2 separate regions of the Homo sapiens genome follow, and region 1 is linked to region 2. Evidence: chromatin loops called from intact Hi-C (ENCODE). Cell type or tissue: prostate gland. All regions are shown on one strand. Links, peaks and the distances in the headings refer to the core of each region. The heading gives the core; the rest is flanking DNA.

Region 1 (5,386 bases), core at 192-5,191, 69 kb after region 2:
GCACATATACACCATGGAAAACTATGCAGCCATAAAAAATAATGAGTTCATGTCCTTTGCAGCGACATGGATGAGGCTGGAAACCATCATTCTCAGCAAACTAACACAAGAACAGAAAACCAAACACCGCATGTTCTCCCTCATAAGGGGGAGTTGAACAACAAGAACATGTGGACACAGGGAGGGGAACGTCACACACTGGGGCCTGTTGAGGGGTGGGGGGGCAAGGGGAGGGATAGCATTAGGAGAAATACCTAATGTAGATGACGGGTTGATGGGTGCAGCAAACCACCATGGCACATGCATACCTATGTAACAAACCTGCATGTTCTGCACATGTATCCCAGAACTTAAAGTATAACTTAAAAAAAAAGAAGAAAAAGAGACACAAGACAGATGATCTCTCTCTGCCATGTGAGGATACATTGACAGGACAGCTGTCCACAAGCCAGAAAGAGATCTCGCACCAGGAACTAAATCAACTGGCACCTTGATATTGGACTTCCAGACGCCAGAACTGTGCTAAATAAATATCTATTGTTCAAGCCACCCACTTAGGTAGCAGCTAAGTTCAAGCCACTTAGATAGCAACTCTATCTAAGACAATTAGCTTATCCAAGGTATCACAGCTAGTGAATGGAAGTAGTAGATTTAAATAAAGACAGTCTAACTGGAGACCTTACACTTAACCTCCAAGCTATAATACAATCCCCCAGTGCACCACTGGGATACTGTGCAACTGCTTGGCATCGCCAATCAAAGGAAGAGACAGCAAAAGTCTCTCCCAGATAGAAATGTTGCAAAAGGTGCTGTGCAGGAGGTGTCCACAGACGACAATTTCACTGGAGTATCAGCAAGGGTAAGGAAGCCACCTTGACTATCTAGAGACCCCAACAGTGATTCCAGAGCCTACTGTGGAGGCCATGGCTGGAGAGAGTTGAACAACAGAAGAAAGGATAACAATGGTGTGAGGAGAGATGAGGAAGTGGAGCAGCAAGGATGGATGCAAAGTGGGGTAACAGCGTAGGAAGGGTTGCAATGCAGGGCAGTACCTTAGCGACTCTGGACTCATTTCTTTTCATTGAAATAAAATTTCCTGGCAACAAATTATCCCAGTTTCTAAGGTCTTTTGTCTATGCTGAAATGCAATGAACCACAATGAGGGTGTTCTCAAAATTGGTAAGGTACCAGCACAAGCTGGGAAATCTTTTGCTTACTTAAATTTTCATGATGAGGTTGACCAGGGTGTGTTTGTAAATCCTTGGCACATTCACAGAGGCATGTCCTGAGTCTTCCTCTTCCAGACACTGTTGACTCCACTGGCAGATATTAATATTGAAACATGTTTGGGTGGAGGCTCTGGGAAAATAGATGAAGAACAGCCCCTGCCCTCAAGGGGTTCACAGTCTAGGGAACACTCAGACACTTACATGATCAATGGCAATACAGTGACCCTGAAAATAGGACAAAAGGTGCCAAAAAAAAAAAAGCACTGACAGGAAAAGCCTGACTATTCAAGAAAGTTTCAGGGAGAAAGTGTCATGGCTGACTTTTGCAAGACAAATAAGAGTCGGCCAGTTGGAGAAGGATAAAGGATGGATGTTGGCGGCAGAGGAGATGGCTGGATGAAGATGGGGATGCATAAAAGAGCATGCTGAATTCAAGCACTTATAAAGTGAAGATAGATCCTATTCTGAAGATCCTGTTTATTGCTCATTTTCTTTTATTCGCACTTAGGGATAGTTAGTAACAGATCAGTGGTAGGTGATGCGGAGAAGAGTAAATTGGTAACATTCTACGCATATTCCCTGCATTATAAAATACTCCCCTTCAGTTGAAAAATACAATGTAAAACTCTGGATCTATCTATAACTGTCTCCCAAATTGCTTTTTGTCTTCTGAGTCACTGCAGGGGTTTCGTGCACCTCCTTTGTACCCGTGAAACCCAACCCCTTCCTAGGATGGCAATAGCACCAGCTCCAAGTCTCTTATTTCCTGTCAATGGCAAATTCCTCCCTAATCTGATTACTACTTTGTTATTAGACTCTATTTTCATATTACCCTTTTTAGCATATAGATGGAATTTTTAGTTTTTTCTAAATGCTTCAGATAATCTTTATCCCTTTAAACACCCTTTAAATGCTTTTTCAATGAATGTTACTCATTACCATGAGATTCGTTCCCCTCTGGTTCTTTTCAAAGGGCAGAGCATTGAGGAGATAACAGATTTTGACAAGTTATTAAAGAAGGGTTAAGTCCACAGATTTCATTGTATTTTCTCACACAGAGTCTGGAGTAATATTTTATATTTATTTTGTTACATGGGGCCTTATCATATAATCCCCCCACCTGTCACCACCACCAAAGGAACCTACTATGTGGGAGTTCCTGTGACAATATGTGGCTTGCGAGTTGCCTGAAAGAGATCAGAGAGTATCTTAGAAACAAAGTAGAATTTGTCTCTCTCTGATCACGATAACCAGAAATGGAAAAGAACACTGAACCAAAAATAGTAGCACCATTTACTCTGACAGAATAGGAAACTAGCAGCTTCTGCTTGTGAGTTTTAGGATCTCGAGCAAGCAACACCTCTGTGACTCCTTTTACTCATCTGTCAAACAGAAAGGATGATATAGATGCAAATGTATTTCCCTAAACAGAATCCAGAATTAGTACAATTTTCAGTCCAATTTATACAGCTCTGCATTTTACCAAAAGAAAGGACTAAAATAGTGGAGTAGTCCACCAGCCAAATGGTGAGCAGAGATTGCCACGGGCTTTAATAAGATTCTATTTATAGTCAGAATTCCGGAGCCATATTCACCATTGTCTGTTAGATAAAATAAATACCTGATTATTGTATACACCATTTACAGTGTAGCTTTAATAGAACATTCTAACACAGAAATGAGCAATCTTTAAGAGTTAGATGTTATGTGGGAAGGTAGAAAAATCACATGCTTTGGAGTCCAAAAATGTGGTTCCTATTCTCTGCTTGGTTTCTTTGTGAGTCTCACACCCACCATAGCCTAAGTCATTAGTTCCCAAACTTTGTCACATGGGTATCCCTCTCTGCAAAAAGGAGCAAACAGGTTGCTTGCCCAGGAATTTGGGGGAGATCCTGGAACCACATCTTGTCATCAGAACATCCCCCGTTGAAAATATTCTGATTTACTGTAAAAATCTATTTGACCTTTGTGGTTGAATCCCTTTTATATGTATTCTTGGTTTCTAAATAAAAATGTTTAAAATTCATTATTGTCATCTAAAATTTTTAAAAGTTGTTCAGAGCTGTCCCTCATGTAGCCTCCATTTCCTCACCTCCCTTCACTTTTAAAATTATTTCTGGCCAAGCACAGTGGCTCACGCCTGTAATCCCAACACTTCGGGAGGCTGAGGAGGAGGATCACTTGAGGCTGAGTTCAAGACCAGCCTGGGCAACAGAGTAAGACCCCATCTCTACAAAAACATTAACAATTAGCCGAGTGTGGTGGTACATACCAATAATCCCAGCTACAAGGAAGTCTGAGGCAGGATAACTTGAGCCCAGGAGTTTGAGTCTGCAGTGAGCTGTGATGGTACCACTGCACTCCAGTCTGGGCAACAGTGAGACCCTGCCTCAAACAAACAATCAAAATATATATATACACACACACACACATATATATATACATATATATACACACATATATATATACATATATATACACACATTTGTATTTTAAAAATCCATGTATATATTTTTTAAAATTCAAATATTACTACAAAGTATTTATTGAAAATATAGTCCCCTTACTTACTCTCTAAGTCCAAGTCTGCTGACCAAGGGCAAATACTTTCCATTTTTTTAGCTTTCTCTTTGGATATTTATGGTCATATTTTAAAATAATATTCTTGGACTCTATGGAACTGAACACACAGCATGTAATCTTCTGCACATTGAATTTTTTGTTCAATGTTATATGTGTAAGAGGCAGCCATGTGGTTCATTTACTTTAATTACATGTTGTGTTGTTGCGTAACATTTGGTTCAATAATTATACCACAATTTACATATCAATTCTCGAGATTGGTCACTTGAACTCTTTCTACATTTTTGCCATTCTAAGCAATTTACTATGAACGTCCTTATACATGTCTCCAAGGAATACAGGCAAGATTTTCTTTCCATCCTGAGATGTAGAATAGCAGGATCACCAATATACATATTATCAACTTGTGTGTTTCACTTTCTTTATAAAAAAGAAATTCTTTCTTTAAAATTTTATTTTTAAAGTTTTAATTACTATGGGTACATAATAGTTGTATATATTTATGGGGTACATGTGATATTTTGATGCAGGCGTACGACATGTAAGGATCAAATCGAAGTAATTGGGGTATCTATCTCCTCAAACATTTTTCATTTCTTTGTGTTAGGAATATTCCAATTTTACTCTTTTAGTTATTTTTAAATATAGAGAAGTTATTATTATTATTATTATTTTGAGACAGGGTCTCACTCTGTCATCCAGGCTGGAGTGCAGTAGCATGATCTCAGCTCACTGCAACCACCACCTCCTGGGCTCAAGTGATCCTCCTGCCTCAGTCTCCCAAGTAGCTGGGACTACAGGTGCATGCCACCATGCCCAGGTAATTTTTGCAGTTTTTGTAGAGATGAGGTTTCCCCAGGTGGGCCAGGCTCGTCTCGAACTCCTGACCTCAAGTGATCTGCCCACCTCGGCCTCCCAAAGTGCTGAGATTACACATGAGTCACCACACCCAGCCAAATTATTGTTAACTATAGTCACCCTATTGTGCTACTGAATAGAAACCAAAATTCTTAATATAAAAGTAGGCAAATTCATCAGTCTTAGCTTTATGATTTGTCCTTTTCTTATGTATTCAGAAGTTGTTTCTTACTCTAAAATCATGAAAACATTCTTCCATTTATTTGTAAATAAGTCCTGAATCCACCTGTGATTTATTTTTGAGTACTGTGTGCCTATTTCCTCTTCGAACCCTCTCATCTGGCTCCCACTTCCACCACATAACTGAAAGTGCTCTTGGGAAGGTAACCAATGGCTTCTACATTGCTTTATTCAATTCTCCTTTCCAGGCCTTATCTTAGATAATCACTCAGCAACTTTTGACACAGACGACGACTCCTCCTTTGTGAAAGATCTGTTCTTGGCTTCCATGAAACCACATTCTCCTAGTTTTTCTTTTACACATCAGGCAGCTCCTTCACCTTTGCATGTCTCTGTTCCCTTCTTGACCTCCCAGGTTCAAGCAGTTCTCCTGCCTCAGTCTCCCGAGTAGCTGGCCCTCTCTTCTTCTCTTTCTATGCTGTTTTTCCAGGCAATCTCGTCCATTCTAAGGGCTTTGTGCTGATGATCCTTAACAT
Region 2 (5,386 bases), core at 329-5,328:
CATAAGTATGTACAAATGTCATAACATATACATATATGTTATGTTGTACATATGATATACATACATATATCAATACAAGAACAATTAGAAAGCAAAATCAAGAATGTTAGATATTTTCATATTACATCTTAACAGAAAGAATTCTTTGAAATGATACTGTCTCATTCTTTTAACACATAATATATTCAAAATTACTAGACCAATTAAAAAACACCTCATAGTTAACTTCATTTTATTTTCTGGCTATTTCAGTCAAAAGAAAGGTTTTATTTAACTTAGCTACATAATTTACTCATGAATCAAATTATTTTGGATATTTAATAGTTGGGAAAAGTATAATCTGAAATTTGTTTAGCTTAGAAATGCCCATTGATTTTTTCAAATTCTAATAGCATTTAGAAATATTTGTTCCTTCCACTTTAAATTATACACCCCACCCCTGCCCTCCGACTCTTGCCTTCTGTTTTCAGCCATACTTCTGGAAAAATCTGTCTCCCCTCACTGATCCCATTTTCTTTCTTTTTTAAAAAAACTTTTAGGTTGGGGGGTACATGTAAAGGTTTGTTACATAGGTGAACTCATGTCATGGGAGTTTGTTGTACAGTTTATTTCATCATCCAGGTACTAAATCTAGTACCTAATAGTTATCTTTTCTGCTCCTCTCCCTCCTCCCACTCTCCACCCTCAAGTAGACGCCAGTGTCTGCTGTTCCCTTCTTTGTGTTCATGCGTTCTCATCATTTAGCCCCCGCTTATAAGTGAGAACATGAGGTATTCGGTTTTCTGTTCCTGCATTAATTTGCTAAGGATAATGGCCTCCAGCTCCATCCATGTTCCCACAGAAGCATGATCTTCTTCATTTTTATGGCTGTATAGTATTTCATGGTATATATATGTACCACATTTTCTTTATCCAATTTGTCATTGATGGACATTTAGGTTGATTTCATGTCTCTGCTCTTGTGAAGTGTTGCAATCAATGTTCGCATGCATGTGTCTTTATGGTAGAATGATTTATATTCCTCTGGGTATAGACCCAGTAATAGGTTTGCTGGGTGGAATTTAGTTCTGCTTTTAGCTCCTTGAGGAATCGCCATGCTGCTTACATTGCTTTCCACAACTGTTGCACTAATTTACATTCCCACCAAAAGTGTTTAAGTCTTCCCTTTTCTCCACAACTTCACCAGCATCTGTTTTGTTTGTTTGTTTTTGTTTTGTTTTGAGATGGAGTCTCGTTCTGTTGCCCAGGCTGGAGTGCAGTGAGGCAGTCTTGGCTCACTGCAATGCCCGCCTCCCGGATTCAAGCGATTCTCCTGACTCAGCCTCCCGAGTAACTGTGACTACAGGCATGTGCCACTATGCCTGGCTAATTTTTGTATTTTCAGTAGAGACGAGTTTTCACCATGCTGGCCAGGCTGGTCTCCAACTCCTGACCTCAAGTGATCTGGCCACCTCAGTCTCCCAAAGTGCTGGGATTACAGGCATGAGCCATCACACCTCACCAGCATCTGTTATTTTTTTACTTTTTAGTAATAGCCATTCTGACTGGTGTGAGATGGTATCTTATTGCGGTTTTGATTTGCATTTCTCTAATGATCAATGATCTCATTTTCTTAAATCCCCTTCAGTTTGTAAACCACCGTGATTTGATTTCTGCCCCACTAAGGTTCTGAAACTGCTTAATAACCTTGCTGGTACATAATATTCTTTCCTTCCTGACTTCTCCACAGCTTTTGTTGTTGTTTACCATACCCATTTAAACGACACAAACACACACACACACATTTTTCCTTACAGTCTGCAACGTGCCACTCTCCTGGTTCTCTGCCTACAGTTCCATTTTAGGTTCCCTGGCAGACTTGTTTCCCTCTCTATCTTTAAAATACCAATATTCTTCAAGGTCCTGACTTGGTCCCCTTATATGCCCTCATTTTCAAAATATTTCCCTAAATATTCTCAATCTTGCTCGTAGCTGTAATTATCAGCTTTACCCTGATGAATCCCAAGTCTCTATTTTCAGCCCAAACTTCATTTCTGAGCCCCAGATCTGATATCCAACTGCCTATTTAACTTCTCCACTTGAGTGTCCAGATTCAACACGCCTCAAGCTGGACTCACTCTCTTGGCTCCCCTCCTCCACCCCACCTGCTCATCTTCCCATGCTCCTTGTCTCACATAAATAAGAAGTTCAGTCATTCTCAAGGAATCGCCGGGAAATCATCCTTGACCCCTCTTCTTTCTCCATGTCCCACATTCAACCAGCCACTAAGCTTTGCCCACTGGACTTCCTAAATGTCTCACAAAAGCATCCAGTCCCTTCCAAACCCGCTCTATTATCCCAGTGCAAGCCACGCTCATTTCTCACTTCAAGTATGCATCTGTGTTCTTGCTGCTCTCCGTACCCTGAGTCTTTTCTCTCCTTGTTCTCCACACTGCTACCAAACTGATATTCTAACTTGAAAATCTGATCCTGACACCTCCCTGCTCAAGACCATTAGGTGGCTCTGTACCGCTCTCGCAGCGAAGACCAGCTCTCTTAGCATTCCTTACAAGGCCCTGTGGGATCTGATTGGAGACGGTGCCTCTGGCCCCTTTGCATCCTGAACTTCCCCTGTCATAACAGTAAGCGCCTGATAATATCTCCAAACATAAGCCTTTGTGCTTTGCTTTTCCCAGCATCCTTGTGCTTGCGTGACTTTTCCGTTGTCAGAGGCATCTACTTTGCCTGGAGGAGAAGGAGGATTGTTAAAGCAGGAATTTAAAAAGCAGGAAACAGTCAATGTTCAGTGTTTCTTTTTTTAAAAACTTCTAAACAGGATTTTGAATATCTGAAGATATGTCCTGAGGGAATCAGAGAACAGAGTTTAGACCGTAAAAATAACAGAAGAAAGAGGATGAAAGAAAATGAAGCCTCCCCTCCCTACCCTGCGTGTAAGTGGAGATTGGGTGGAGGAGCAGGAACGTGATGGGGGAGGGAAGTGCATGGCCTTAGAGGAGGTGGGAGTGGGAATGAGAGGCCAACCTAGCAGGACAAACACACAGCAGTGGGGCAAGCATCAGAATCGCTAACTGTATAGTGAACAACACCAGGATTCATGTTAAAGCCCAACCAATGCCTGCTAACCATTCATTGCCATTCTAGGGCATACCACACAGTACCCCAAAAGGGTGCATCTTCTCCTTGACAGTTTCCATTATAATACGTAAATTGTTGCTTTCTCATTGAAATGTGTGGGTTGCTGCTCCCTTCCATTTATCAAGCGCTTGGAATACTCCTAAGTTTTTCCTCCAACAGAAGGTGATGGGACCCTGACACCCAGGAATGAAATGGTGGAATGGAAGGGACAGTGCCCAGCACTAAGACTGGGGTATAACTGGACGGCAGTGAGAATCATTCCTATCACACGCTTATTGCACAGTGTGCTAATAATTTCCTTGCTTTTCCTATCTCCCACGAGACTGTAAGCTTATAAGGGCGGAAATCATATTGATTTTGGTCAATATTATGCCCAGTGCCCACTGCAGTGCCTAGCACATTGTGAGTGCTCAGTAGACACTGATTGGTTAAATCAACAATTTAATGAAGAATGAGTGGTTTTAAAGACATTGATTTTAAAAGACATGGATTTCCTTTAAGTAGAGAGAATATCAAGATGGTGATGGCTTTTTATCCTAAGCATCTAAGGCCTAACACTTTTAAAAAATTAAGCAAAGGGACTGCACTTTAATAATTTTTAAGTAATTTTAGACTTTCCTGCTCTGTTGTTAAGACTTTCCAGCCTTTGAGGCCTATTTATAGTCTCCTGTTACTCATCATTCGGAATGCCATATATATTTGGTATTTAAAATGATAAAGGCATTTGGAATGACATCTAGCGAGTTAGAATAAGAACTCACACCAGCATCAGCAAATTCCTTTCCTTCTATTGGCAAGAAAAAGTTGGCCATACAGGAAATTATTATGTGACACTGTTTCCCTTTGTACTTATGGTACAAACGGAAAGGTCAATGATGACCCTCCGAAGATGTCCATGTCCCAGTCCCCAGAACCTGTGAATGTTACCTTATATCACAAAAGGTACTTTGTGAATGTGATTAAGGATCTTGAGATTTTGGGTTCTCCAAGGGCATAATGAAATCACAAGAGTTCCTCTAAGAGGGCGCAGGAGGGTCAGAGTCAGAAAAGGAAATGCGAGGATGGCAACAGAGATTTGAAGATGTCATGTTGGTGGCTTAGAAGATGGAAGAAAATGCTTTGGGAGGCCAAGGCAGGCAGATCGTTCAAGCTCAAGAGTTTGAGACCAGCCTGAGCAACATAGTGAAACTGTCTCCACCAAAAATACAAAAACTTAGCTGGTTGCGGTGCAATGCACCTATAATCTCAGCTACTTGGGAGTCTGAGGTGGGAGAATTGCTTGAACCCGGAAGGCAGAGATTGCACTGAGCTGAGATGGTTCCACTCCGCACTCCAACCCAGGCAACAGTGTGACATCCTATCTCAAAAAAAAAAAAAAAAAAAAAAAAAAAAAAAGGCCGTGAAGTGCAGGAAGCTGCTATAAGCCAGCAAAGTTAAGCAAGCAGATTCTCCAGAAGGAATACAACCCTGATGACACCTTTTCATACTTTTTCTTTAATGTCAAAGCTTAAAAAAAATTGTCAAAAATTGAACATATTTAAGGTGTACAACATAATTATTTGACATATATGCATTGTGCAAGGATTGCCACAATCAAATGAAGTAATGTATCACCATTCATGCTGTACATCAAACCCTCAGAACTTCACACTTTTTTTTTTTTTGAGACGGAGTCTCACTCTGTTGCCCAGGCTGGAGTGCAATGGTAATCTCAGCTCACTGCAACCTCCACCTCCCAACCTCAAGCAATTCACCTGCCTCTCAAGTAGTTGGGACTACAGGCACATACCACTCCACCCAGCTAATTTCTGTATTTTCATTTGACACACGGTTTCACCGTATTGACCATGCTGGGCTCAAACTCCTGACCTCACAATCCGCTTGCCATAGTCTCCCACTGCACTGCAACTACAAGCATCACAACATCTTTTTTTTCCTTCTGGACAATCTGGCGCCATAGCCCAAACGGGAATGCAAAGACACGATCTCTACTCACTGTAGGTCTGACCAGAATTGGTGGACTCTTGGTCTCACTGACTTCAATAATGAAACCACAGACCCTCCCCACGTGTGTTAAAAGCAGTATGTCCAGTTTCTTCCGTTTGTTGTTTGGATGGGTTTAGTTTTTTCCTTCAGACTTAAGTGATAAATGATACAGCTCTCAAGGCAGCTTGTCTGGAGTTACTCATTTCTCCCTGTGGGTTTGTGGTTTCAAAGGCCTTAGGAGTGAAACTACAGATTTTTAAGGTGA

The links. Peaks named below come from ENCODE experiments on the same cell type or tissue, not always from the same donor. Only the 100,000 strongest peaks of a DNase experiment are listed, where the experiment ranks them.
Region 1: it touches region 2 in a loop (4-fold over the local background); 15 of 110 quality-filtered maps call a loop at or near these places.

What each region holds. Positions count from the first base shown.
Region 1 is chr6:17,079,542-17,084,927 of GRCh38, forward strand. No RefSeq gene overlaps it. Among named protein-coding and RNA genes, the nearest start is that of STMND1, 20 kb to the right of the region's middle. In prostate gland, for the core only: no CTCF peak of the experiment used is centred there; no DNase peak of the experiment used is centred there.
Region 2 is chr6:17,010,048-17,015,433 of GRCh38, forward strand. No RefSeq gene overlaps it. Among named protein-coding and RNA genes, the nearest start is that of STMND1, 89 kb to the right of the region's middle. In prostate gland, for the core only: no CTCF peak of the experiment used is centred there; a DNase peak (open chromatin) is centred at 2,584; H3K27ac peaks cover 1,042 bases.